7 separate regions of the Mus musculus genome follow, and all the other regions are linked to region 1. A link is a loop called in an ENCODE intact Hi-C map of the cell type or tissue named here. Cell type or tissue: heart. All regions are shown on one strand. Region 1 has its middle 66 kb from the start of 4930474N09Rik. Region 2 overlaps Efcab11 (EF-hand calcium binding domain 11). Region 3 has its middle 20 kb from the start of Gm26839. Region 4 has its middle 13 kb from the start of 4930474N09Rik. Region 5 overlaps Foxn3 (forkhead box N3). Region 6 holds the start of Kcnk13 (potassium channel, subfamily K, member 13). Region 7 overlaps Efcab11 (EF-hand calcium binding domain 11).

The links. Hi-C counts contacts between places; a loop is a spot of excess contacts. Peaks named below come from ENCODE experiments on the same cell type or tissue, not always from the same donor. Only the 100,000 strongest peaks of a DNase experiment are listed, where the experiment ranks them.
Region 2: a loop joins it to region 1, with 5 times the contacts of the local background. A loop is called at or near these places in 14 of 42 quality-filtered maps.
Region 3: it touches region 1 in a loop (3-fold over the local background); 5 of 42 quality-filtered maps call a loop at or near these places.
Region 4: a loop joins it to region 1, with 3 times the contacts of the local background. A loop is called at or near these places in 15 of 42 quality-filtered maps.
Region 5: it touches region 1 in a loop (2.3-fold over the local background); 3 of 42 quality-filtered maps call a loop at or near these places.
Region 6: a loop joins it to region 1, with 2.5 times the contacts of the local background. A loop is called at or near these places in 23 of 42 quality-filtered maps.
Region 7: it touches region 1 in a loop (3-fold over the local background); 30 of 42 quality-filtered maps call a loop at or near these places.

The regions. Positions count from the first base shown.
Region 1 is chr12:99,094,852-99,098,851 of GRCm38, forward strand. No RefSeq gene overlaps it. Among named protein-coding and RNA genes, the nearest start is that of 4930474N09Rik, 66 kb to the right of the region's middle. In heart, a CTCF peak has its summit at 2,238 (motif pointing right); DNase peaks (open chromatin) are centred at 2,250, 2,530 and 2,860; H3K27ac peaks cover 549 bases.
Region 2 is chr12:99,859,689-99,863,688 of GRCm38, forward strand. All of the region lies in intron 3 of Efcab11 (EF-hand calcium binding domain 11), which reads right to left. Among named protein-coding and RNA genes, the nearest start is that of Efcab11, 22 kb to the right of the region's middle. In heart, a CTCF peak has its summit at 1,505 (motif pointing left); no DNase peak of the experiment used is centred here; H3K27ac peaks cover 543 bases.
Region 3 is chr12:99,542,337-99,546,336 of GRCm38, forward strand. It overlaps a transcript of Foxn3 not described here. Among named protein-coding and RNA genes, the nearest start is that of Gm26839, 20 kb to the right of the region's middle. In heart, a CTCF peak has its summit at 1,663 (motif pointing left); a DNase peak (open chromatin) is centred at 3,235; H3K4me3 peaks cover 506 bases; H3K27ac peaks cover 470 bases.
Region 4 is chr12:99,147,983-99,151,982 of GRCm38, forward strand. No RefSeq gene overlaps it. Among named protein-coding and RNA genes, the nearest start is that of 4930474N09Rik, 13 kb to the right of the region's middle. In heart, a CTCF peak has its summit at 2,349 (motif pointing left); no DNase peak of the experiment used is centred here.
Region 5 is chr12:99,213,740-99,217,739 of GRCm38, forward strand. The region is part of intron 4 of Foxn3 (forkhead box N3); the gene reads right to left. Among named protein-coding and RNA genes, the nearest start is that of 4930474N09Rik, 53 kb to the left of the region's middle. In heart, a CTCF peak has its summit at 1,898; DNase peaks (open chromatin) are centred at 562 and 2,912; H3K4me3 peaks cover 702 bases; H3K27ac peaks cover 3,503 bases.
Region 6 is chr12:99,962,206-99,966,205 of GRCm38, forward strand. Kcnk13 (potassium channel, subfamily K, member 13) reads left to right here and starts at 2,294. Exons shown (of 3, transcript NM_146037.2): 1 at 2,294-2,596; 2 at 2,999-4,000. The coding sequence starts at 3,742. In heart, a CTCF peak has its summit at 2,252 (motif pointing left); DNase peaks (open chromatin) are centred at 2,266, 3,036 and 3,476; H3K4me3 peaks cover 1,906 bases; H3K27ac peaks cover 308 bases; H3K27me3 peaks cover 3,081 bases.
Region 7 is chr12:99,840,422-99,844,421 of GRCm38, forward strand. The region is part of intron 5 of Efcab11 (EF-hand calcium binding domain 11); the gene reads right to left. Among named protein-coding and RNA genes, the nearest start is that of Efcab11, 41 kb to the right of the region's middle. In heart, no CTCF peak of the experiment used is centred here; no DNase peak of the experiment used is centred here.

The sequences.
Region 1 (4,000 bases):
ATCCGTTCTGTGCTAGGAAGTGTGCGAGAGCTTTAGATGGTCCTTAAGACACGGTGACAAATAACGTTCCGGGCCTCTCTTGAGCCTTCCAGGCTAGCAGAGAATAGCTGATGTGCAAATCATTTTACAGATACTTGGTTCCGATGGTGATAGGTGCCTTAAGGACAGCCTAAGGTGCTCTGTGAGTTCCCTAAAGATGCTACCATCCAAGCAGAGAGAGGATGTCAGCCAAACAGAAAGGGAAAGAGAAATTCAGGAAAGAAGGGCCTGGAGCAGAAGTATTTTCTCTGAAGAGCTATTGCAGCTATACAAGACAAGGGGAATGGGAGTGGGGAGAGAAACCAAGGGTGCTCTGTGAGGATTTGGGAGAAGAGGGGGGAGTCTATAGAGAGAGGAGCATGTGATGCTAGGGTCCTGTGTTCAAAAAGGTCATGCCATTGACTGATGCTTGGAGAGGGGACTCCAGAGCACAGGTAGCCTGGAGGGATAAAGCCGATGGGGGCACTGTCAAGAGGCTAGGACAGCAAATTGTGGGGGCTCATGCTCAGAATTCCAGCACTTGGGCAGGAACACTGCCATGGGTTTGAAGTTTGCCTGCCTTACATAATGAATTCCAAGGCAGCCTGGCTACACATAGTGAGACCCTGTCTCAGCCCCTGACTACTGCAGGGGCCAGTGCTATACGCCTCTACCTCCAGGAAGAGGTGACCCTGGCTAAGACTTAAATGGAAGCAATGACAGAGAAGAAAAGGACAAAGGTTCTGGGTGCATCTTGTAGGGCAACACACTGAGATCCAAGTACTTTGTGGCCACCTGTGGGTGTCCTCCGGATATGGTACACAGTCTTAGAGACGAGCCAGCCCTTCAATACCTACCCTAGGACCTTTGGCTGTATGAAAGTCTACAGGGTCGGGGGTTGGTGAGCACTCTACCCTGGAGCCACCTCTTCCTCTTCCTTGTCTTGTGTTTATGATGTGCAGGCAATGACCTTGTTCTCCGGTGAGATCTTCTGGATTGAGTAACTCACAAGGGCGCAAACTTGGAAGCTTTTTGGACAGTCCCACCCTTTCTCCACATGCTCAGAGCACTTGCTAGCTCTCTGGGCATGCAGACACATTCGGTTAATACCTCTGTGGAGTCGTAACTCTGTATCCTAGGAGTGGGGAAACTCAAACAATATTCTCACCGCCATTTGTTTTTCTCCCACATCAGCCTTCTGATCGGGCAGTGATGGGGCACTTTAGAGTAAGGACGGGAATGGTGGCAATTAGTTCTCTAGACTCCAGACAATTTAGGAATCAATTTAATCCCACTAATAACACCCCTGGTGGATACTATGGCATACTATGTATACAAAGCACGCTCGCTCTTACTTCCTTACCTAGTCTCTATGTATACCAGCATTCATATGTTCTATGCTCACAGCAGACATTATTAATCAATCACGATACTTCTCAAACTGATCCTTCAGGAACACTCTCTACACTTCAGACTTCATGCGCAGGACACGAAATGCATTTGCCAGCCCACCTCGACTTCCATCAAGTGAGCCAACCTAGGAAGAGTGTCTAAGTAAGTCTTTGGTTGAGGACTAAGCTTTCTGGTAGGCAACCTTCCTCTTTACCCCAGAAGGTGGTTTTCTGGTTTTCTTAGTGTCTGCATGGCTCCTGGTAACCTCCTCAGGCCTCAGTGTTCCTGCCTTAGATTCTGGCAACAGATTCTCTGTGTTTTCTTGGGCTCTCTCCCGTCTCCTTCTGGTGACAGAAGAAGACAGGGAGAGACAGAAGTTCAAGATGATCAGGATCCAAGAAACATGCTGTTCAATTCAGTTTCTCCTTCCAGGATTTTTTTTTTTCTGTTAAGGAGTCATCATCCCAGGGTGTCTGGTACCCAAGAGAGCCGATGGCACAACTTAAAAACTGTAGCAAAACAAAGGGACTTGAACTCCGGTGTCAGTTCACAGCCACTGGGCTTCTGCACTGTCCGCCACTAGGCAAAGATTCTCCTTGCCTTCCGTAAGCGTGAGGTGTTTCAACGACTTGATTTAGATTTCATGCGGAAGTAACTTTAAGGAAGGACTCAAGAAGAGCAGGCCTGGGTGAGAGTGGGGTGGAGGACAAGATTTAGGGATGGTTTCTAGTCCCTGCCCTAGGCCTCAAGACTGGGGCTGCCCCAGTCTGTTGGAGGAGACAAGCTCTCGGTACTCAATTTATAATGCTTTGATTCGCGTGTACACTAGGGGGCGCAAGCAGGCTTGTTTTCCAGAATGGCCCTAACAAATCCTCAGCGATTCTAAGGAATGGGGTAGAGGAGGGATGTCAGGAGCCACACTGTCTCTGAAAAGTGCTGAGAGTAAACGGATGTTTGAGGATGGGGTCTAAGAAGGAGGGTAATATCCTCACTAATTGCTCGAAGCGGTTTTCTATATTTGTCCACACCCCACACCCCCCATCAGCCTTGGAACTCTGAGCTGGGGCTAAAAGGGCAAGTTATGTGAGGGCCTGGGTTGCTCCCGGACTAAGCTGGCAACTAGGCTGGCAGGCTGGCAGCCTCGAGGTGAGTCAACACATGGAAGCTGGTGGCCCAGAGCGGCTCTTTCAAGCTGGCTGAGACTGAACCTCTACAGTAAGGCCAGTGTTTCACCCAGTCCTGAGTCAGCCAGCCAGGAGACTCGGGTCTATGGAAAAAGGCCCTACATACCTTTGCTCTGGAAAGAAGGGCTGTGCGTTTGGCCCCCAAATGCAAGAGCTCTTTTACCAAACGGACCTGTGCACCACTGACCTACTTTTTCCGTAGAGTAGACGGAAGCCAGCCCAGGAGTACACGGCCTTCTTCCCACCCGTTTCCTCCAATGCCTTCAACAGTGGCCTTGTTGTCCCAGGCTAGGGAACTACGGGTGTGGACCGTACTTTCCTGGCCTACCGAAGGGAAATGAGCGGAGGAAATCCGCACAAGGTTTTTTTTTTTTTTTCTGCCAAATATTTCTTCCCCTAGGAAGACAGTACATTCAAGCTACTGAGTGGAGACTGGAGTTAGGCCAGCCATAAACTATCCTAATGAAGACTAATAGGGAACTACAATTACTGTTGACTTCAGAATGCAAACACGAACTTTAGACAGCGATCCCTATCAGCCGGGGCGGTCGGGCACAGGCGGGGCGCACTGTTTTTGCGGTTGCTTAGCAATGGAAAATGAACTGTTCCTGCCTCTTATCACTGGAGGTGGAGGTAGGACAATGAGCGTTATTGGACTGAATAGGTATAAAATTAGTTTATTCTTTCTCGCTTGGAGAAGGCAATTGGCAGCAAAGAGAATGTCTTGGATGAGGGGCCCTGCAGAAGTTGGGGGAGGAGGGTGGCCTCTTTTCTATCTCAGCTGATCCCAACCAGCCTTGTGTTTCCCTCCAGATAAAGTTTGATTTTTGACTGTGAGTGACCCTCCAGAATTATCATTAGAGAAAACATATACAAATGTAAATCACAGACCAGGTTGGAAATGAGAGTTGGGGGAATGAAATCTTAGTAACAAGAAGGTTAAGGGTAACCCCCAAATCCACAGGTCGAGATACATAACTGAATGCAATGTTAAATATAGACATCTTAGGGTCTCTATGCTTGGTACTGTATTAGATCAGATGTAATGATTTTTAGGTAAAAGAACGTATTGTGGAAAATCAAAACTGGCACCTCCAAAATCCACAGTGAAGATGGTCGCCTGGCCGGAAGGTCTTGTGGCTACGCAGAGGGATTTCCTTCTTTTGTACGGAGGGTCTCTTTCTGCAGTTGTGGTGCTGACCTCTCCTGAAACTACTATGAAGTCAGTGGCTTTGGTGAAAGGAAACCCACCGGGGCTTCCTGGGCAATGGCATGGAAAGGACCTTAGACTCCACTAATGCACACAGTTGGATAGAAATTGTCGGATACACTGTTCCTAAAACAGCAGGCTGAGCCCGGGGTGGGCAGCTGATGGCAGAACCACCCCGTTCCTATGCTTTCTGAAC
Region 2 (4,000 bases), 760 kb after region 1:
TAGAGGGCAAGGACCCATGGCTGGATAGCTCAGAGACCTAAGCTAGAACCAATCATGCCTGGCAAAAAGGGGGGGGGGAAGGGGGAGAGGAGAGGAAGAAAGAGGAGAAAGAAGAGGAGGAGGAGGAGGAGGAGGAGGTGGAGGAGCACAAGAACAAGAACAAGAACAACAATTCTCAGAGACTGGCATCTTGCCCAGTTGTCATCAGAGTCTTCACCCAGCAACTGATGGAAACAGATGCAGAGATCCGCAGCCAAACATTAGGCAGAGCTTAGGGAATCCTGCGGAAGCAAGGGAGGAAAGATACTACAAGAAAGTCAACAAAATCAACTCTCCTGAGCTCAGAGGGGCTTACAGAGAAGACCTACCTACCATGGAGCCTGCATGGGACTGACCAAGGCCCTCTGTATATAAGTTAAAGTTGTGTAGCTTGGTGTTCTTGTGGGACTCCTAACAATGGGAGCAGGGGCTGTCTCTGACTTTGTTGCCTGCCTTTGGGCCCCTTTCCTCCTACTGCCCCACCCAGTCTTGACAGGAGCGGAGGTGCCTAGTCTTACTACAACTTCATATGCCATGGCTGCTGATAACCGTGAGGGCCTGCCCCTTTCTGAAGGGAAATGGAGGAGGAGTGGATGAGGGAGGGGGATACTGAGAGGAGAGAAGGGAGGGGAAACTCTGGTCAGGATATAAACATAAATAAATAATAAAAAAATTTAAGGTGTGTGTGTTTTGAATCATCTTTAACTCCAAAAAGTAATGGCAAAAAGCAAATTACTTTTCATTTACAGAGCCAGTAAAATAAACCATTGCTTTAGGGGAAAAAAAAAAAGCATTCGGTGAGAAGGAAAGCAATGGCTAAGATCTGCTCTGATCATGGCAGCTCACTCAGAGAGATGCGAGGCAGAGTGTAGCTGTATGGTTCAATGGGTGATGCATAAGAAAAGGGAGCATATGAATGCTGTTGTCGGTTTAATTACATATTCAGATAACACATCCACACTTGGAGTTATACAGTATGCAGGTCATCATAGTATAGAAAACAAATGTTCTTTAGGTTTTTTTAAAATAGGAAAAATATTTAAATTGTATGTTTGCTACCACTTAAATGAAAAAAAAAACAATCTAATAACACAAATAACTCTATTATGAATAATCATGTTTTTTCATACTATTTTCCCCCAGAGTCATATACCTCATATTTTCAGCTCAGTGGAGATCAGAGGCACTGGGTACACATTAAACCATGTAAATACATGGTCCACAGCATGCCCTCAGGTTGTCTACCAGGGCCACACACAACCAAACACAAGCCCTTTTTCTGGAGACTACATTTTCATTTAGCACGGCTTTCCTTCTGCAATACCACAATTGCTCTCCAAAGCTAATACTTAATAATTTACTATTCTAAAGCTTTGCAACAAATACACTGATGTAAGGGTTGCAGATTTTGCTGCCTTTTAAATGGCCTAGAAATAGAATTCTTACTTCTAGCTCCACCTGCTGTCACAAGAGTCAAACCGAAATTACTGCTTCACAGACTCTCAAAAATTCCATTTAGGCCAAATCTCATATCCAATGCATTATCTGTGTCTGCCTGGGAGCTAACGAGTGTATTCTAGAAAATTCTAAATTGAAACACAATGTTGAGTTCTCTGTGTACACTGCTCCACTTATAGTTACCTACATACACGCCACTGGAGTTGCAAATCAGGGCCACACCACCAGTGGCACCACCAATTATAGGGTCTGGCTGTTTAGTTGTGTTCACTAACAGGTCTTACAGAGGTGTGGGCAATCTGTCAGTGTACCTGGTCTTTACCGGTGTTCTGCAGACTTTTTAAATAACAAGCCAGTGCCCACATTCCCCTGTTCAGAGTGTCGCTGGGAGTGGCCTCACAGGACGCCCGCCAGCCTGAGGCTCACGGCTTAGCTACTGTCAGCTTCCTGCCATGGTGAAAAATAAAAGGCAAAGAATCCAGGAGAGGCAGAGCTGCTCTTTGCCTCTGGTTTCAGAGAGCTCAGTCAGTGACCCCTGGGTCCTGTCACCATGGCTGGAGTCCAGGATGGGAGAAACTGTCCCTTTGACAGTGTCAGATATATAAAAAGGAGACACAAGTGCCCCAGTGTCCCCTTCAAGGACACAGCTAATTTCCTTGGACTGGGCCCTACCTTTTAAAGCACCACCCCGACCCCCACCCAGGAGTGTCACAGGTTGGCGACCCAGCTGTCAATACACAGTCTTTGAAGAACATTTACGATCCAGACCATCATAAACTCCAATGCTTTTTACAAATCCTTCCTGATAATGTAAGTCTGGGCATTTTCTACACAACTGGAAAATACGTCCTTCCGTTTTGTTATCTATCCTCAGGAAAAAAAAAAAAGAACGCTTTTCATGTTCTATAATGAAGATATGTATTTATTTTTGCTTCCCAAACTACTTAATATGTGTGATACAGATATGCCATATAGAAAGAGACTGAAAAGGTGATTTTTCCCCCCTACTTTGTGAAAAGCTGCTTCCTAGGAGGGTAATCAGCTTTCACCACAGGGGTGAATAAGTATTCAAAAAAATCGAATAAAACTATCAACATTTTTTTTTCTTTGAAAGTTCCATTATGTATATCTTTTTGTGGTTCACAGTTCTAAGCTTCAGGGTCAGTGTATGCAGAGAAATCCTCTTGAAAATGAAGCAGTCTGGTGTCTGGCTATCATAGGGAGCTCAAATTAGAAACGGCAATAAACCCAGGGACAGCGAAGGAGAAAACAGTAAGAATGCCGGGTTACCTGACTGTAAGGCTGGTCCCAGGGTTAGCAAAGAAAGCAAGGTTCATGCTCACTCTACCATACATTCATTTTCCCAAGGACCGAAATGCCTAAAACCAAGGGCTTAAAAGGATGAAGTGGCCTTTAACAAAAAAAGGGATAATGTAAGCCTTCTCTAGTCTGAGGAATAAAATTCAGACTCTGAGTTTTAGAGGCCATGATTGGGGGTATAATGTGTTTGTATAAAAGGACTGTACGTCCAGAAAGCAAAGTGACAGGTGACATCAACATGCTGGGCTGTCAGAGCACAGGGACATGCAGAGGACTGACGCGTCCTTCCACCTGCCTGCAGAGAAGTGGAATAACGAGAACAGGGTCTATGTCACAAGAAACGGAGCTTTTCTCTGTCACTGGGAAGGAGACGAGGTAAAAACAGGTTGCAGCAGAATAGACATCTTATTCCTATGAACACAGACAGGAGTCATTACCTTTTCATTACACACATCTCCTGACCATAATGCATCTAAGGTCTTGGTGTTAACAGTGCCAAGTCCTGCCTTACTCAGCAAGTTAAAGCCTCCACCTTCTCGGCACACTGGCCCTTAACCACCTTTCCAGTGCTCAGCTCCGTGAGATCAGTGAATGTGGATGGACAGGGGCCATCTCCAATCACACACTATACTTCTTATGGTGCGGGAGGGAGCAGGACTCCAAGGAATTCTGGTTTGAGAAGGATACTTTCTTAATAGCTGGAGGCATGAAAGATTGGGCTATCCAGATCTAAGAGGAGAGTGTGCGTTGGGACAGAGTTGCTACAAGGAGAGAGACAGAGATCTAAGAGGAAATGCCATAGGGGAAGAGTCTGAGAGTGTGCAGGAGAAGGCCTTAGAGAGCAGACAGCCTAACATGCCGTCTCCACGGCCAGCCTTAGAGTGGCAGTGATTAGCACCTCAGCACAGCCGTGATGATACCTTGGGCTTTAGGGTAGTGGAGTGAATGGAGGGCAAGTCTGAATCGACGCTGTGATGGTTTGTGTATTCTTGGACCAGCGAGTGGCACCATTTGGAGGTGTGGCCTTGTTGGAATTGGTGTGACCTGGTTGGAGTAGGTGTGCCTCTGTGGGTGTGGGCTTAAGACTTTCACCCCAGTTGCCTGGAAGTCAGTCTTCCACTAGCAGCCTTTGGATGAAGACATAGAACTCTCAGCTCTGCCTTCCCCATGCCTGCCTGGATAC
Region 3 (4,000 bases), 450 kb after region 1:
CTTCTAACTCTATGGATACCTCTAATTATCCCGGTAGGTCTTAGAGCTCAATGTGTGTGCACATTTAAGAAGTGAATTGGATCCTTTTATTATAGACATCTCATCTCTGCAGGTGCCATAACCAGGAACCCATTTTCTTTTATATCATACAGCTGTATAGACTGTCTTTTATATCATATAGCTGTATAGACTGTCTTTTGGGTTATTTTGTGTGATTCATGATACCATATACTTTATGCCCGGCCCTCTCTGTCCCCATAAGTCACAGGATTCAGAGTACCAATTTAAGTCCAATTCAATAATCTCCTGGCTTTCCATTTGGTCTACTTTTGCTTAATATAATCTCTGGCACATTTGGTTTTGGATATATATATATATATATTGTTTAAAGATTTTTATCCCCTACTCCATTCCTGTTCCTTTTGAATTATCTAATTATTCTTCATTATTCTATTTTATCTCCCTCAGCTTATTGTTTATACATTTGTTCATCATTCTTTTAATGATTACCCAGAGTTTAAAATATGCATCCTTAACTTAGCAATGGTTAATACAAACTAGCCCTTCACCACGAGGAACTCGGGACAACTTTCACTTTATTAGCTTCTTTGCTTACACTCTTCCTTGGCCATTTGTCTACTCCCTGTCTATGTTAAGCTCCGTGGGGCTCAATTACCATTATTTATCTAGTCAATATTTACTTACATTGAACGAATTGTTGTTTCTGTGGGTCTTCCCTGCTTCCTGCAGATCCGAGCACTCATCGGGAACAACATTCCTTCTATCCTACAGGTACCCTTGAAGGAGTTGTCTTTAGTGCAAGTTAGCCCGGCCACCCTTTAAAACCACTGGTTTTTCAATCTTGAAGAGTCTTAGATGCTGAACCTGACAAACAGTTGTTTTCCTTCAGCAATGACACACAAAAAGTTCCACTTCCACCTGATCCTTATTGTTTCCATTAAGACACTCTGCTGTCAGTCTCATGGTGGCTCCATTAAGGCAAATAGTTGCTGGTCCTAACTCTAACTACTGTTTGTTTTCAGAATTGTACAATGCTAGAGTATGTGTGCACGAGCACATATATATGTATATATGTATGTACACTGTTCCATATCTTAGGGCTTCCCCAACATTCTCTGGGCCTGTGAGATGGCTCAGCAGGTCAAGTTGCACATTGCCAAGCCTGACAACTTTAGTTCAATCCCAAGGGCCCACATGGTTTAAGGAGAAAGCCAAATCTCATAAAGTGCCCTCTGACCTTCACACACAGTCACAGCATGTGCCCCTCCCTACGCACACATACACCCACAGTAAATAAATAAGGGTTACAGAAACTTGAAGCTGGGCATGGGGGCACGTGCATTTAATCCTGGCATTCGGGAGGCAGAAACAGGTGGACCTCTGTGAATTCAGTCCAGCTTGTTGTACATAGAGAATTCTAGGCCAGCCAGGGCTACGGTGGGAGAGCTTGCTTCAAAACAAAACAAAACAAAACAAAATAGAACAGAAACAACAAAACCTGAAACACTGCCCCCCACAAACACCTCTTCTGTCTCATTTTCTCTCTCTTGATGAATATACAGTTACATATCTGTGGGGTATTCCTACCACATTTTATGTCTTCATGATCTTGTTTATTGTCTGTGCTGCCACCTCCCGGTGTCACTGTTCTTGTTGCTATCTCATTATTACTTTGGCACTGAGGACAGACTCCAGGGCCCCACAGAAGTACACTCCAGCCTTGGGCTTTATTTCCTTCTGCTCCATCTTCTAAGTCACCAATTCTCTCTTCACTGGCATCCCCTTTATTGAATCCATCCATTTCGCCTCCGAAAACACTTCCTTGGAGTACAAGAAGCCATTTACACGCCATTAAAGTCACCAACTACAAGGATTCATTTAATGGTTTTCATGAATCCAATCATACCATCATAGCCTTCTCTGAATCCAATCTTAGGTCGTTTCTATCACCCCAGAAAGCATGCTCTCCTGGGATTTAACCGCAGCAAGTATTCCAAAAGGTCAATTGTTTGTCTTACATTTTAGCCCTCTGGATATATGAATTATGGATATTGGTTAACAAAGTCACACTAGTAACAGGAAACAGGCCCAGAGGCTCAGCTTCCCTTCTGTGGGTTTTCACCTTCAACCTTGTTCCTCAATGCCTTGATGGATCTCCAGGACTCCGGTTTTGTTTTGTTTCTTCTTTTTGATTGTAAGCAACTTTTCTCTGCAGAAGAGGAGACCTGAACAAACTACATCTGCTAATGTTAGACACACTGACAGCCCACGCGAGCGAGCGAGCGAGCTAGCTAGGTGAGCAAAACTTATCATGCAAATGAGGACGCTGATGGGAGATAAAAATAGACATCAGTGGGGACCTCACTGCGTCTGCGGGCACAGACCAGAAGCACCACAAACAAAGCAGAATGTTTGGTCAACCTAACCACAACAAAGGACGCCCTCTGCTAAAAATACACACTTAAAGACCACGGTGCCCATAGGAAAATTATTAGTTCTTGACTCTTTCCTTTGTGCTATTTGATGCTAAAGAGAGAAAGGAACAAATGCTCACTGGGGCAGGGACACTCAGTACCTCACGGCATCAGCAAGATGGAACTCACTATGATGTCAGTCTGTCAGGTCCTGTATGTCATTGATGCCCTGAGATTTAGTAAATAAGACAGATTTTGTGTGTGTGTGTGTATACTAATACATGTCTGGGAAGTTTTGGAGTGGAGAAAAAAACCTGACAAGCTCTATATGACAAGCCGTATGCCTCCTTCTCTTCCTCTAGTTTATTTTAAAATGCTATACTCTGCTCTTTTGTACAAAATTCTATCCCCTATTTTATAAAAGAAAAAGCCACAGTAGTGAAGGGCCTGGTGTAGTAGCCTTTGAGAAGGCTAGCCCTGCCTGTTGGATCATCCTTACAGTGACTCTTCTTGGTCAGACAGGAACAGAGTCTAAGGAGAAGCAGTATTCTCAAGCAGACCAGTGGTGTGGTTGCTGCCTAATTATAGCCTCACCACATCTTGCATTTGCAAGATGTCTGTCCTTTCCTGGAATTTTAATGATGCTATTCAGGATATCACTTCCTATTCTTAATTTGCCTGTTTTAGAGAACTTGATTCCAAACAATGTTTTGGATACAAACAGTCCGACATTTTTCCAAAACACAGGCTTTATTGGCATATAAAGCGATTTGCCACATGCACAGTGTTTACATCCTAGCAGGTGGATAATAGATCAGAGTTACAGCAATGTCAGGGGACTTTCCCATCCATAGTACATGGCATGGGAGAAAGAAAACCACTCAGCGAAAAGAAAACAGAATATGATTCCAACAATTTAACTTCCGTCCATATGTCACTGTCGTTTTCTAAGCAACAGAACATAAAAATGAAGCACTGGCAACGGGGAGCCTAACAACAAAGGGATTAATGCGTTAACTTGGGGGACACTGAGGCCAGCAGCCGGGGTCCAGTCAAGCTGAGATGTCCTGCAGCCCTGGGACTCCTTCAGAGCTGGCGAGCGCCTTGGTTGTAGATTTGCTAAACTCTGGCCTGGAGGTAGAAGGTCTGCCTGCTTAAGCAAAACCTAAAGTCAATAAAGGGAAAGGAAGTACGGGGCTCCTAAAAGATGGGAACGGTACCTAGCTCTTCTCTCTCTCTCTCTCTCTCCCTCTCTCTCTCTCTCTCTCTCTCTGTGTGTGTGTGTGTGTGTGTGTGTATTGTGTGCACACACACGTGGAGGCCAGCAGACAACTCTCAGAGGCTGATTCTGTCTTTCTACCTCATTGAGGCTAGGCCTCTCTGATTTCTGCTGAGCCACATGGTCCAGGCTTGCCATGTGAAGTGTCATCCCCCCACCCCTTTCCCATCTCACAACAGGAGTGCTGGGATTGCAGATACACAGGACCATCTCCGGCTTCTTACATGCGTTCCAGCCTTGCCCAGTTACTCCTTCTCTCTGCTGTCTCCATAGCCTACTTTTATCT
Region 4 (4,000 bases), 53 kb after region 1:
CTTGGAGTCCCGGGACCAAGATGGCGACCGCTGCTGCTGTGGCTTAGGTCGCCTCCCCAGCCGGGCGGGCACCTGTCCTCTGGTCCGGAAGGTGGCCGGCTGTCCCCGGCCCACACAGGGTGCTGCCTCAGCGCCTCTGTGCTTCTGCCTGTTCCAGAAGCTGTCAGGTTCTCTGGCGCACCCTTTCACCTGTTCAGACTAATTTCCTAAGTTCGGCGGGTCCCGGACCAAGATGGCGACCGCTGCTGCTGTGGCTTAGGCCGCCTCCCCAGCCGGGTGGGCACCTGTCCTCTGGTCCGGAAGGTGGCCGGCTGTCCCCGGCCCACGCAGGGTGCTGCCTCAGCGCCTCTGTGCTTCCGCCTGTTCCAGAAGCTGTCAGGTTCTCTGGCGCACCCTCTCACCTGTTCAGACTAATTTCCTAAGTTCGGCGGGTCCCGGACCAAGATGGCGACCGCTGCTGCTGTGGCTTAGGCCGCCTCCCCAGCCGGGTGGGCACCTGTCCTCTGGTCCGGAAGGTGGCCGGCTGTCCCCGGCCCACGCAGGGTGCTGCCTCAGCGCCTCTGTGCTTCCGCCTGTTCCAGAAGCTGTCAGGTTCTCTGGCGCACCCTCTCACCTGTTCAGACTAATTTCCTAAGTTCGGCGGGTCCCGGACCAAGATGGCGACCGCTGCTGCTGTGGCTTGCTTGCCAACCTTTTCATCAGGCCTATTAAGCTAATGATTTTATTTTAACAATGGCTTTCCCCACAGCCAGTCTGTCTAGGGTATAGGCTGCCAGACATGGTTACTAAACACCCAGAGACTCAGGCAATTATAGAAAATGCTATTTTTAAGTTCTATTGTATGGTTGCCTGGGCAGTGAGCTAGCTAATATCAGCTGCACAGATTCCAGAAGCTTCTACAGCACCAGTGTGATTCATTTAGGTTCCTCTGGGAACTTGTGCCTAGGACTTAACCAAAGCAGGACGCCAAATGGGAGTTACTCTTCACAGGAGTAGGAGGCAGGAGGCACTCCTAATCAGAGGTGGGGCTCTCGGACCTGAACTACAATCTACGTAGAGAACTGGGAGGGTCAGTTTTAATTGTCAGCTTGATAGAGCCTGGAATGGCTTGGGAAGAGAGTCTCAAGGGATCAGGTTGGCTGTGAGCATCTCTTGGGAGGGGCACCTTGCTTGATTGTCATTTGATGTGGGAAGAACCCTCGTATTCGTCATCTTTCTATTGCTGTGATACAATATTATGACAAAGGCAACTTAGAGAAGAAAAGGTTACTTTGGCTTATGTTTCCCGAGTCCCTGGTGGCAGAGTGGAAGTACGGGGGCAGGATCAGGAAGCTAAAGGTTCACAACTGGAACCGCAAGCAGGAAACAGAGAGAGCAGACCTGGGAATGGTGCCAGTCTTGAAACCTCAAAGTCTGACCCTTGTGACATACTTTCTCCTGCAAGGGCACACCTCTTAAACCTAGCTAAAGAGTGCCACCAACCGGAGACCAAGAGTTCCAATGCTTAAAGCTATGGGGAACATCTCATGCAAACCACCACAACCCAGCCCACTTTGGGTGACACCATTCCCTAGGCAGCGGCCCCTGAATTACACAAGCGTATAGAATGCTAACTGAGCGCTAAGCGTGCAGGAAACCATTCTCTCTCTACTTGCAACTGTGAACGTGATGTGACCCAGCTATCTCAAGCTCCTTCTTGCCGGGACTTTTCTGCAACAGTGGATTATAACAGAACCTGTACACTAAAGTAAACGCTTTCTCCTCTAGGGTGCTTTTTGTTAGGGTGTTTTGTTATAGCAACAGAAAAGAACCGAAAACATGGTGCACGTGTTAGCATGACACCTGACTTCTCTAAATAATGTTTGCTGTTAGCCAGCATGTCCTTACCTGGTCCACATGAGTGCAATGGTACTAAATTTAAAGGTTCTACTTGAACCAGGTGAAGGTTGTTATCTTTGCTCAAAACCTCAAAGCAGATAAGCTTATCCGTTGGAGGCATCATCTCCCTTCAGATTGCTCACTCACCCCATCTCCAGTGCTCAAGCCCTCAAATGCTCTCTTGGCACTGTGCATCACAGTCCCGGCGGTGCCCTGCTCTCCTCCAGTCAAGCAAGGCTTTGCTGATCCGACTCTTCCTCTCTGTTCCACTAAGAGTTGACTTTCTACCTGGGGCTTCAAACAAGACCCAGCCTTCTGGTCACCTGCTCTAGTTGCACTTATACACAGCCAATGGGAGATTAAAGAGCGCCAGAGGCTAAATTAAAGGGTACACATTCAAATGATGGCTTTCTGGTAAAAGGAAGTGCAAGCGCACCTCCCCTTACCCTGGGACTGGCGCCACCTGGTGTCCACTCCAGGAACTGACTTTGGTTCCCATCATTCTCAACTAGAAGGGTCAGATCTGTCTTCCTCAGAGGCCAGCACAGACCTTTTATTCAGCAGGTCGAGTTTCACTCACATGATCAAGACAAAAATAGCAAGATGTGTTCCTGGAAGTGACTTCATCCAGAACTGGAATTCTCCACTCAGATAGGGGATCTTCCAGTCACTGAAGGTAGACTCAGTCCTCCCAGGTGAAATCAGGCAGCCACATTGTGAATGTCCTGTAGCTAGACAGAAGGTTATCGCTCTACACATCATTCCTTGTTCCAAGAGGACTTGAGGCACCTCACAAGAATAAATAATATCAAATAGAAGGATCCGCATGTAAATACAAATCACATCCAAGGTACGTGTAAATAAAAATAGGTGGTTTTTAAACACAAGCAAACAGGAAAACCAAGAGAACACCTGATGCATAGGCTGCAACGGTGGCGGACAGACTGTCGGAGTCTGTCTGTCCCACAAATCCTGACATAGTCTGGGATGCTGTGTGGGTAACTGGGTCTTTTTAAAATCTCTTCAAGTGAGTTTCAGTGGCTGCAAAAGTTGAGAAACATTGGAGTAGCTGAGGCTGCGGTCATTAAAATAAGAATAAAGGCCCACCTCAGAGCTCCTCAGCCACGGAAGGGGAAAGAGGGGAACTGGTGAGTTTCCTATTAACATTACCCCAAAGGTGGGCAGGCTTCTGCCGGTAAGGTCTGGGGCCTTACTAATAGGAATCTTCCCCATGTTTTCACACACTGGGGTGTGTGTGTGTGTGTGTGTGTGTGATTCCTTGTGTGACTTATATTACACACACACACTTTCTGTACATGTGGAATGACCCTGCATTGGCTTTTCTGCAATTGCTTTTTTTTTTTTAACTTGCATCACACACAGACAGACTTTACTAATTTTGGCAGATTTGACTGAAAAAAAAACAACAGAAAAATATAGATGGCCATTTTTTAAGAAAAATAATGTCTCTGCTTCTGTCTTCCTACGTGATCGGCTGCACTCTCTGCTCACTCTGTCCATGTTTACCTTTCTACTGGCGTTCCTCAGAGCGGAGGATAACCAGGACTCCAGAGCTGATATAGGGGGGTGGCCTTGCCAAGTGCTCACAGAACCCTTCCAGGGGCCAGGGCTATTAGACAAGGACCCTGTTGCAGTTATTCCTTGGCATCGACAGAGCTAGCTGGATAATCTATGACTGCCCTTCCCAAGGCAGACACCACAGCGTTCTTCATGCACCTGAAAAGATCAGCCTCTCAAATGGTGGTCCAATAAACAGAGCCAGCCCTTCTCTGAGGCTGTGATCACGGGAGGTCATGGTTGAGGGACAGCGCTGCTGGGTCTCTGGGACAGAATGCATCCTCCTTTGTAGCAGTTGCTCCCACCCTTGTGTCTGCATAACAACCCCCTCCATCCTCCCCTCCAGGAACAGGAAAGGACCTGTTAACTGTATGAACCAGGAGAGACAGAGCGCAGGCACTTTAAGGCATCACCTCTCAGCCTTGCCTCAGCAAAGACCAGAGGTCTGGACCAATCCCTGTGCCTGGTGCCAGTGATGCACGCTGTGCTTTTCTTTGTTAGTTTGTTTTGTTTCTTTTTATTTATTTTTATTTGATGTACATTG
Region 5 (4,000 bases), 120 kb after region 1:
ATTGGAGGCCAGGCTTTGGAGATACTCCTGACCCACTGTGCAGAGTCTAAGAAGGGCTCTGTGTAGCATGGCATCAGATAACACTGGGTATCCCACCCTAGTCAGGTGGCACAAACACACCTTGTAGGGTTGTTCTGAGGATTACATAAGGAAGGCTATGAAAACTGCTTAGCCTAGGGGCTGGTGATGTGTGCTTTAATGTCAACTCTGCTCCCATTATCCTTCAAGCAGCCCACATCACCTCTCCAGAAACTCCAGTGAATTATCTCTAAGGCACACGGTTTAATGGGGGAAATTCAATTCTTTCCAGTCTACTATGCCTTTGGTAGCTAGCCCTAACCCTACATACACATCTTCCCAATTAATGTGCTGTATTCATTTCAAAGCAACCTGGCAGCAGTAGCAGATGTGTGCCTGAGATTTGAAACTGCCTGGGAACGTTTACGTAAGGTGGCTCACCCTCTGAACCCAGCCCTCCTTCTCAGGGGAGCTGCTGAGTCTGGCCTCCAGTCCCTGCCATTTCTTGGTTTTCCTCACTGGCAGCACACTCCAGACTGAGATGGTGAGCATGCATGTGCCCGCTCACTGGCTGCCAAGAGCCAGCTGTGACACTTAAGTGTGCCTCCATCTCTTCTCCTTTCTGTCCCCACCCGCAAGTGTCAGGAATGAGGTCTCTGGAAACTGGCACAGCCAGTTCACAATGGCTCTGTGGAAAAAGGCATTGAGAGCCGTCTCCTTTTCCACTGAACACTAGGCAGGAATATGAGCCCAGTCGCCTGCCCTTAGCCTAAAATTAGCATCTTTCTTTCCCTTCTGTACTGGCTGGTTTTGTGTGTCAACTTGACACAAGCTAGAGTCATCAGAGAGGAAGGAGCCTCAGTTGAGGAAATGCCTCCATGAGATCCAGCTGTAAGGCATTGTCTTAATTAATGATCAATGGGGGAGGCCCAAGCCCATGGTAGGTGGCGCCATCCTTGGGCTGTTGGTCCTGGAGCTCTATAAGAAAGCAGGCTGAGCAAGCCACATGAAGCAAGCCAGTAAGCAGCACCCCTCTATGGCCCCTGCATCAGCTCCTGCCTCCAGGTTCTAGCCCAGCTTGAGTTTCTACCTGACTTCCTCCAATGATGGACTATGACCTGGACAAATAAACCCCTTCTTCCCAACTTGCTTTTTGTTTGTGGTGTTTCATTACAGCAATGGAAACCCTGACTAAGACCCCTTCTCTCACTATGCACCTCCTGAAAAAAAAAAATCAATACATTCAAAGACCAACACAACCCATCACCTCACGTTCTGAGATGGAGTTAGGAGGCAGCTCAGTCAAATACTAAAGAAAATACACATTTGAAGGCAACTTCTAACTCTGTGTGCTCAGTAGAAGAGGTCTAAGCATCCCTTTCTGGTCGACAGCATTCCCATCTTTTCTCCCAGCAACCCGGGAGAAGAGAACGGTTGCTGGAGCCACTGCACAGGCTTCAGCACCAGACTCCCCAGCACTTACTGGTTTTCTTAAATGTCTCCAAGGCCTTCTCAAATCAGCTAGACTGTGACACTCACACCTGGCCAGGGAGAAGCAGCATGGATCAGTGCATACTCGATGGCCATTGAGCTAGGGATTGCTTGTCCCTGCCCCCCTAGCACCAGAATTACAGGCATGTATTCCCTAACCCCAAACCCCACGTCTGGGACTCAGGTGCTCACACAAGTACTACTGACGGAGCCACTTTCCAGGGTCTAAAGCTCATTTCTGTTCTGAAAGGTCCGAGGCATAAAACAAACATTCCTGCACACTGTGCTGGCCATCAGCACTTCACCTGCCTCGCTCTTTGATATGCATCTCCCTTAGTCTTTGCAAGGTCTAAAATTAACCTCAGCAGGGAGCTTGCAGCTCTGCCATTGGAGGGCAGCCCTGGCTAACACTATGAGAGGCCATAAGTAGAGCAGCAGGCCATTCCTGCCATCATTCCTCCCCTGAAGGCACCCTTTCCACCTGCTTGCTTGGAAGCAGGCTGGGGAAGGGCTGTCACGGCAGGCAGGGCAGGCAGGGCACAACCTGTTTCCTGTGGTCTTTCTTCTGTGGAGCCCTATATAAAGGACATATACCCCGGTTCCAGACAGCATTCCCCACCCCTCTTGGTCCATTCTGCTGTTTTGTTTATTATTGAGAGTTCCGTCTCTGGGAAAATTCCAACCAAGGATTATATAAGCCTTTGGAGATGGCTTATGGTGACCTAGTTTCTCCACAGGGGTTAAAGATGATTCATAAGGATTGTCAAGGGAGCTACTAGGCAGGTGATTCAGGAGATGCGAGCAGCTGAGATCCGTCTACACCACCACGTTTTAGGGAGAGACTGGAGTAGGTGGATAGATTTTGATTTCAGAAGGTAAGATGAGTAGACAGCCATGCTCTTGGCTGTTCTGGAAGTGGCATTTTGCGCGCGATGGCCCTTCTTGCAGAATGTATCCCACACACTGAGTGACACCAGGGGCACGAACTGTTAGAAGCCAAGGCTTTAATTAACTGTGCCTCTCTGCAAATTGCAGTAGACAACTGAAACAAGAGGGGGTGACCCTCGGGACTGCAGTCCGACCCCTGCAGGGGGCACAGGGCTCCTGGGTTCTCACTAGCGTCTCAGGCAGACTCTTTTCTAAAACTCACTGAGCATTAGAGACAGTGTGCTGGCCCTGGCTTAGACTTTCGGATGCCAAACAGGGAAGAAATCTAAGGGGCTGCCACTTGGTGACCTGAAGTGCAGTGGCTACAAAGCACAATGACAAAGCGGGGTGGGGGGAGCCCTTTCTAGCAACCAAGCTAGCCTGTTAATTGCCAGGACTGAACAGTGCCAGGAGAGGAGGTGGGTAGCTTGCCACTCAGAGGGGCAGCTCAGGGGTGAAGCAGGAAGCTATAAATAGCAAGGCGCGAGGAGGCTCTATAAACAGAGCCTGGTCACAGCACCCAGCCCCAGGGAAGAGAGCAGCAGAAAACATATGGGGTTCTCAGAAGCCAGGCTGGCCAGCTCCTGACCATGGGAAAAGGTCTGTGTGAACCCACAGAGAGAGGGACACACAACCACGAGCTTCACTATGCACGCTGCCAGTTCTCCATCATGGAGGCTGGCTGTTGCCTTTATACATTTACTGAGGATTCATACCTAGGCCTGGGGCAACAGTAGCAGGGTGGGAGACAGCATCGTCATCATTCTGGCTCTGTATGATTTCTCCCTTTAGGGATCGAGGCACTGCCTCCAATCTCAAGGCAATAGACCAGCAACGTTGCCAGGCAGTAGTGGTACGCATCTTCAATCCCAGCACTTGGGAGGCCGAGGAAGGCTGACCTCTGAGTTTGAGGCCAGCCTGGGCTATAGAGCAAGCTCCAGGACAGCTACATAGGGAAACCCAGTCTTGCAAAACCACTCCCAACCCCAACCGGGCAATGTAGAGGAAAATAAAGCTATAGTTGGAATGGGCTAAAAAGACCTGTGGATATACTTCCCTCTGGTTGTGTCCACTAGGAGATGATGGATTTGACATGATCCCTAACTATGGCACGGTTCCAATCTTTAGGGGCTCTGCAGCCTGCCACTGACTGTGCTTACACTTGACCTCCAGATGGGAAGGCAGATATGAAGCCAGTGTCCACGCTCTTCTTGTTCTCAGTCCCCACTGCTGTTCCTGTCTCTGAGTGTGTCCTCTGGTGACCTTCATGGGCATCCCAGTGGTGCCTGCCAGGACCCTGGAGAGCCTTCTTGGCCTGGGCCCTCGAGAAGGGTGTGGCTACACTTTCACAGAATGTTGGTAAAAGCTTTCTTTTTAAAAAGCCCACTAAAATGATCCTACAGAGCTGGGTAATAGAGCTCCGTCAGAGTCCTGGTTTCCATCCCTAGCGCACATATGCACATAAGGTAAGGTGGTGCTTGCCAGAGAAATGGCGGCAGGAGGAGAAGTAGTTCAAGGTCATCCCTGGCTACACAGCAAGTTTGGGGGCCAGCCAGGATGACGT
Region 6 (4,000 bases), 870 kb after region 1:
AGAAACTCTAAAGACTATTGAAGCTAATGAATGAGTGCAGCTAGTCTATGGGATACAATAGTAAACATGAAAAGATAAAACATTTGAATTTCTATGCTCAATACCATCTGGAGAACAAACCTTTATGTTAGATTCATAAAAGATGTGCAAGATCCCTGCACTATAACAACAAGGGGGAGCTACATATATGAAGAGATAGATTCATTCATGAATTATCAAAATATCACTTCTTCCCAAAACAGATTTAACGTAGTCCTAATCAAGATAACAGACTTTTTCTGTGCCTATGTTTAAAATGTCTGTCTTAAAAACCACAGTTCTTTGATTTTTTAAAACGGAAACAATTCATTACATCCAAAGAAATATCGAAAAAAGAAGAGCTAAGTTGGAGACTTTGCATTTCTTGACTTCAAGAGCTATAAAAATTCATTTAAATATTTTTAATGGGCATAACAACTAGATCAATAGATAACGGTCAAAAGAAAAGATTCCTGAAATAAATGTATTCTTACTTTCCTTCTCAATAATTGCCATTAGAAAAAGTGAGTATATTTTTGGACAAGGTGAACTTTGTCTCACATGCATAATAAATAAACTCTATACCACACAGACCAACCATACAAAAGTAGGGGAGAGACAAAGAACATATGCAACCTTGAAAGCAATAATATAATGCACAAAGTATATCAATCATTACAGACTGGAAAACTGGTCTTTAACAAAACTGAAAACTTTGTCAGGAAACTTTTTTAAAACAAGTAGGTATTCCAGAGAAGAAGAAAAATAATGGTAATAATAGTTGCAAAATACACACCTAAGAAAGGACTGGTAGTCTAGATTATATAAAACACTGCCCTTCAATAACAGGGACCATTGTGTGTGTGTGTGTGTGTGTGTGTGTGTGTGTGTGTGTGTGTGTGTGCATGTTGTATGTGTGTGCACATGTGTGCATGTGGAAACCAGAGGGGCTCTCACTGAACCGAGAGTTCACTGACTTGGCTACGGAACTGTGGCTAGCCAGCTCCACTTGGCCCTACCTGCTCAGGAGGAGTAGGATGTCAAAAGTCCACAGCTATGCTCATCCTTCTGTATGTGTGTTGGGGAGCTGAACTCTGGTCCTCACACTGTGATGAGCACATTACTGACTTGGCCATCTCCCCAGCTCCAAAACCAAGCTTTTAAGTGGGCAAAATAGTCCAACCATTTACAAAAGTCCAATATACAAGGTGTCCAGAGAACACAAAACCCCAAGGAGATAAGTTTATGTGCCTGTATACAGAAGGCTTAAAAATAAAATGGCTGGCTCTGTCAACAGTCTATAGGATGTGGACACTGCATTGTTGTGGGTTAGAAAAAGCTAGTTTGAAATGATGTCAGTCGGTACACTTCAGGAACACACTTTACACAAGACACATAACTGGTTCTTATGAATACAGAGACCTGAATAAACAAAACCAAGTTCTATAAAGGAGAAATATTCCATGGTGGAAAAAGAAATCAGAATAGTGGCTACCTCTGCAGGAATGTGGGTGGGGATTTACTGGGAAGATATTTGTGGGAGCTTTAATCCTTTGGTGGCTTTTAGATGATAAGGGAGGGAGGCCACCATTGTTTGGCTCCCAAAGTTATCAGGACTCACCTAATGGTACAATGACATGTCATTGCATGCAAATTTTACCACAAAAGCAAAAATCCGAGGATAGAGCTCTTAATAATGGCCAATACTGGCTGGAGATGGGGTGAAAGTGTGTGGGTGTCTACAACCATTCAAAGTGCATCCTGAGTGGGTTGGTGACTAGAAAGGAATGGGTAAATATAAGCAAGCCTGGTAAACTGTCACTTGTAGAATCTAGGTGGTGGTGTGTTGTGTCATTGTAAACGTCATTCGATTTTGATGTACTTGAGATGTTTCTTAAACTAGTAAAGGTAATTGGGTTACTCACCCTGGGTGTGAACTCAATACCCTCTAAAGTTCTTCCTCCCCAGGAGACACAATGCAAGATAAACGGTCTGTTAGTTACTCTCACCAAAATCATTTGCATCTATTCAACAGAACTGCAAGCTTTTCTAGTTCTGTTTCTGGCTAGTATCGTGGGTGGGTCTCCTGGGACCACTCTCTCTCTCTCTAAAGGCGGAGAAATTCTGTTTAGACCGTGGGTGGCTATGAATCCATTCCTTCACACAGCTATATTCGATCCCCTGTGGCTAAACTGCTGGGAACCAGGTGTGTCTGGAGGGCACGCAGCGCCCTCTTCTGGCCTGAGAGGAACCCACGCAGACCATCGAGGCTCTCGACCTATCTGTTAAGCAACCACTCCAGGGATCTGCACTCCCTGGTAGAAGCATCGCTGTTTAGAGGTCCAGGCGAGCGCCAGCGGAGGAGACCTGAGCAGGAGACTGGCCCTGAGGCCAAGGGGCGGGTACCGGGTGGAGTCGCCTCGGTTGGCAGCTGCAGAGCTCCACCTGTTGCAGTTTTTGAGCACTCCACAGAGAAGGCAGCTCTGGGCACGGACTTCTGCTCTCAGCCCCACTGGGCAGGGCAAGGCCACTTGAGAAGGGAAGCCAGGAACCATCCTGAACCTGTTCCACAGAGCAGGTGCGTTTGGGAAGGTGAGACGCGAAGGCGACGGCGGCTCCAGAGCTCATGGCAAGTTGGGGGTCTCTGGGTGGGCGCCCCAGCGGTTCACAAAAGAACCTTGTTGCCGGCTTACATGTTGTAGCTTGGAGTTCTCAGCTCAGCGCCACTGACTGCGCAAGAACTACAGAGCCGAGGCGATCAAAACCGGGTGAAAGAGATGGAACTCTTCTGGCCGCTGTCCTTGGCCGGTTCTCCGGGAGATGGGCTGGCAGGGCCGGCACGTGTGGACAGAGAACGCCCGGTGCAGGCCCTAGAGGCCAAGGGCGATCTGGTATGGGGGAAGTCAAGGAAGGCTCCCTGGGAGGATGCTTCTAACTTCCTTCACTGTTCCAACCTCCCCCTCTGTTCTCCTCCCCACAGCGGTCCGCCCTCGTGCTGCCGTGGAGCCTGTGTGCCCAGCAGAGATCCGAGCCGGCTGATCTGCCTCTTCGCACTGTCCCTGCGTCCGTGCGTCTGCCCCAAACCCGTTCCGACCTCTGAGCCCTGGTTATTCTGGTGGATAGAGGCTCTCGGCAGAACATTGTCACTAATACGCAACACAGATCCACCTGGAGAGGCACCGAAGACAGAGAACAGCCCGTATCCCAGCCATCACAGCTTGGAAAGCAATGCTCCGAGGAACCCGGACCTTGATGTGAAGCTTACCCGCCGATTCTCTCTGGACCCACGACCTTTTTTTTCTTCAAGAGGAGTTCAAGTTCTAGGGAGTTTGCCTTGAAGGCACGCCACGCCCCCTCCCCAATCTGAGCCGAATTAGGAGCTCGGGTGAACCCGGGTCGCCCGCACCCTCGCACCAAGTCGAAGCAGATTCTGTGTCCCGACCCTCTGGTCTTCAGCCTTAAGGAGAACTCCAGAGAGGACAGGGAGGCGGCGACGACAAAGCGGATTCGAAACCACGAGTCCAGGCGGACGTGGGGAGCTGGCTACACAGGAACCACCGAGGAGGCGGCGGCGGCCGGGAGATCCACGCCGCCTTGGGGAACGCGCGGCGGGCATGGGCGAGCCCGCACGCAGAGCAGGCTAAGGTCGGCAGAGCACATCCTCCCCGGGGCGTGGGCACAAGTCCGCGGGCAGCAACCCTCGCGGAGCTGTCCTCCAGTGCCATGGCTGGCCGCGGTTGCGGCTGCAGCCCCGGCCACCTGAACGAGGACAACGCGCGCTTCCTGCTGCTCGCTGGGCTCATCCTGCTCTACCTGCTGGGCGGCGCCGCAGTCTTCTCCGCGCTGGAGCTAGCGCAGGAGTTGCAGGCCAAGCAGCGCTGGGAAGAGCGCCTGGCCAACTTCAGCCGGGGCCACAACCTGAGCCGTGAAGAGCTGCGAGGTTTCCTCCGCCACTACGAGGAAGCCACCAGGGCGGGCATCC
Region 7 (4,000 bases), 750 kb after region 1:
ATGCACCCACACATCACACACTCACATTCATGCACCCACACATCACACACACACATCATGTACCCACACATCACAAACACACACACACACACACACACACACATCATGTACCCACACATTACACATTCACATTCATGCACCCATACATCACACACAAACACACACACATTAATGGGCCCACACAAACATACACATGACATCCCCTAACACACAATCAAAGGAAATAAATGAATAAGACAATTAGTAATAGGGAAATATAAAACCAAAGCTGCTCTCTCCAACTTAACAGATGACTTTGGCACATAAACTCTGAACAAGTAAACTTCCTCTTTGTCTTCTTGCTCATATCATTTCTTCATTCACTTACATGCTCACTAGCTGCCTTCTCCAGCGAGACGGGATACATTCAAGGAGGGAGCCTGTTCGAGCTGCTTCCTCTGCCTTCCCTCTTCCTCAATGAGTGCTGGTGTGTCCTCTCCAAGACAGGGCTTCTATCTGAAGGTGTGAGTGGGCCATAAGGATCTTAAGTAAGATATTTAAGAAAAGCATTGTGCTAACCTTCTCTATGGCTCCACAGGTACCAGCCATGCATGTGCCGAATGGACATGTATGTAGGCAAAATAACCATATACATACAATTTTAAAAAATAATTAAAAAATTTAAAAATCTTTTAAAACTTTAAAAAGAAAAGTATTTTGTAAGCTTTGCTTTCATTTTTATATATCCTGTAGCATGACTCTTGAATAATACTTAAGTTTGTATAGATAGACTTATTTTGAGGTATAACATCAAAAATTGTATATTTGCAGTATAAAATATGATGCCTTGATGTATCCCCTGTGTAATGATTTCCACAATCAAGCTACTTAATATACTCATCATCTGATACATTTCCTTTGTGTTTGTGTATGCTTTAAGAATACTTAGGAACTGTGGTAAAAATACAGTTTATTTTTTAATTACAGAGATCATGTGACACATTAGATCACTAGGATGCATTCACTTTAGAATTACAAGTAGTTCTTTTAACCAAGAATCCCACCCCGTTCACCCACTGCTTGGACTCTGGCAGCTGCCAATTCTATCGTTTCTATCAATCTTATGATGTTTAGATTCCACAGGTGAAAGACTCTATGTAAAATCTGTCCCTCTTTTCCTGGCTTATTTCCTTTGGTTTAATGTTCTTCAAATGGTGGCAAATAGTGTTTATAATATTTTGCCTTATATGTGTATGCATGTGTATATATGGCTAAAGGTATGTATATACAGCTACATACCATAATCACTTTTATCCATCTACCCATTGATGGGTACAGAAGTTGTTTCATATCTTGGCTATTGTGAATAAGGCTGGACTGAACATGGGGCAGTAGAGTTTTAAATTTCTTTAAAAACTTTTTATTAAAATATAATGATATCGCTTTCCCCTTTCCCTTTTCTCCAATTCTCATGTTCCCCTTTCAATTGACAGTCTCTTTTTTCTTTCATTGTAATTGTTACATACACACATATGTATATACATGTACACATATACATACTACATAATATCCATACACATACACAAATATGCACACATATCCTGCTGAGTCCATTTAGTCTACTTGTGTGTATATGATCTAAGGCTGACCATTTTATATTACCTAACCAATTATGGGACTCATCCCTGGGAGAGACTAATTTTCCCCATCTTAGTAGCCACTAGTTGCCTATAGCTCTTTACCTAGGGGTAGGACCCTGTGAGACTCCCCACTATGTATTAACATGTCTATTGGTGTTGTAGACATTTGAACTGTGAGTTTAGTCTATTCCCCCATTACTATCAGATTGGTATTCCTAAGTCAGGAGCTATATTTTTGAGATATAATAAAACATTTGACCATTAAGGGAAGAACAATATGATATATAAAATAAAATGTCTAGATTATCTATCAGTTTCCTATGACTTTTATTTCCTTTAACCAAAAGATAAAGGAATTGAGAACTAAGTAGTTTGGCTTGAACTAGAAAATGGGCAGATACTATAGTTGATGTGAAAAACTGTCATAAGGACTCAGAAGTTAATATAGTGTTGAATGAAATTGAACTGTGGTCACCGACAATGGTGCCACATGGTGCTAAGAAAGCTGGAGAGGACAGAAAATAAAAAGCAGAGCTCCTAGGGTGAATGCCATGGAAGTTGATGATAACCCCAGAAAGGACAGAGAGAACTGGAAAGAAAAAAGGGAGAGCAGCTTTCTAGGCTGGGGGAGCTGGGTGGCTCTGTAGCAGGGAAAGAGGCGGTCTTAGAGTTTTACTGCTGTGAACAGACACCAAGGCAACTCTTCCAAGGACAACATTTAATTGGGGCTGGCTTACAGGTCAGAGGTTCAGTCCATTATCATCAATGCAGGAGCATGGCACTGTCCAGGCAGGCATGGTGCAGGAGGACATGAGAGTTCTATATCTTCATCTGAAGGCTGCTAGAAGACTGGCTCCCAGGCAGCTAGGATGAGAATCTTAAAGCCCACGCCCACAGTGACACACCTACTTCAACAAGGCCACACCTCTAAACAGTGCCACTCCCTAGGCCAGCATATTCACACCACCAGAGAAGTTATAAACAGGAGAGGGAATGGGCGCTGAAGAAATGTCTTCCAACAGAATGGATGGAGAATCAGGCCAGCACAGAGAAAAAGAATTGGTGAAAAATGAGGAAAGGAGGAGAGACAAGAGATAGTACTTGTCTCTCTTAAAAACAAGAGGCACACAGAAAAGACTGGCGATGAAGAGGAGGTAAAGCCAAGGAACCTAAGCAGAATCTAAGATGTTCTCCACAAGGCAGAAGTCAGGACCACTGCCATGTTCAATAGTGGGAAGGGTCTGTAACCATCAGAGAATAAGCCATACAAAGGGTTGACCTGGCACAGTGTTACACCAAGAATACTGCATCTTGGCAGAAGAGTGTAACCATAGGAACAGGATGGGTCAACAACAATGCTGTAACAGGGAACTGAAGACAGCTGAGCTCAAGTCCTTCTGGACATCAGTGGGGTATGGCGTGACCTGAGGGACAGCACATCAGGCTGTGCTTGGGAAAAGAAAGTATTCTCCAACTACCCAGGCTCAGAGCCATGAACTAAGTGCAGAAGATGTCTGGCTTGACTAATCTAAACTTTGTTAAAATAGATTATAGTCAGGATATGAGTGTGATCCCACAGTGCGGTCAAGGCAGGCTACTGAGGATTTGTGCAAAAGGATCCAGGAAGATGATAGGAGAGTTCACACTAGGACACAGATACACACACACACATACAAATTTACACAAGTTAATTGATCATACGATGTGTGTTGCGTTGTGTTTGGGGAAAGAAGTAGAGGTACTACAGAATGAAGGCAAATGGACAGTAAACTCAGCCCTCAGACTGACAAAAAAAACCCACGTAGGCAGCTGTACCAGGGTCCACTGAACAGCTTAGGGCCTGCAGTAGAGATCAGAGCCAACAGCGGGCACAGGTGAAAATAAGGAAAGACAAGTGGTCACATTCCTGGGGACCATTAGTGCTAAGAGGAATGCGATGGAAGATGTGGAAGATACAGGATGCAGACAAGAAAGGATGATGGGAAGCAGCAGGACGCATGCCTGGCCACCAGTAACATGTGTGGAGGGTGTATGATTCTAAGTGCCACAGATGATGGGGTAGCAGAGAGTAATGAGGGGACAATTTGGGGGACACCTTAAACAGTGAGAACATGACACAGCTGCTCTGTGTTACCTGCGGTTGTCTTGGGGACAGGGGATATCCAAGTCTTCAATGAGCCATCAGTAGGCTCAACAGTTACACGGGCAGAAGCCAAGGGGCAGATCATGCACAAAGGGCTTCACAGCGAGTCTTCAGAGGATTTAATTCCAAGGTTGTTCTTCCTCTAGCAGCAGGTTTCAAACAAGATGGGGGAAAGAACAGCGAATGAAGCAAGGTAGAAAATAAGAAGCCCCAGTGTTGACCGTACTGCAACTGAGGT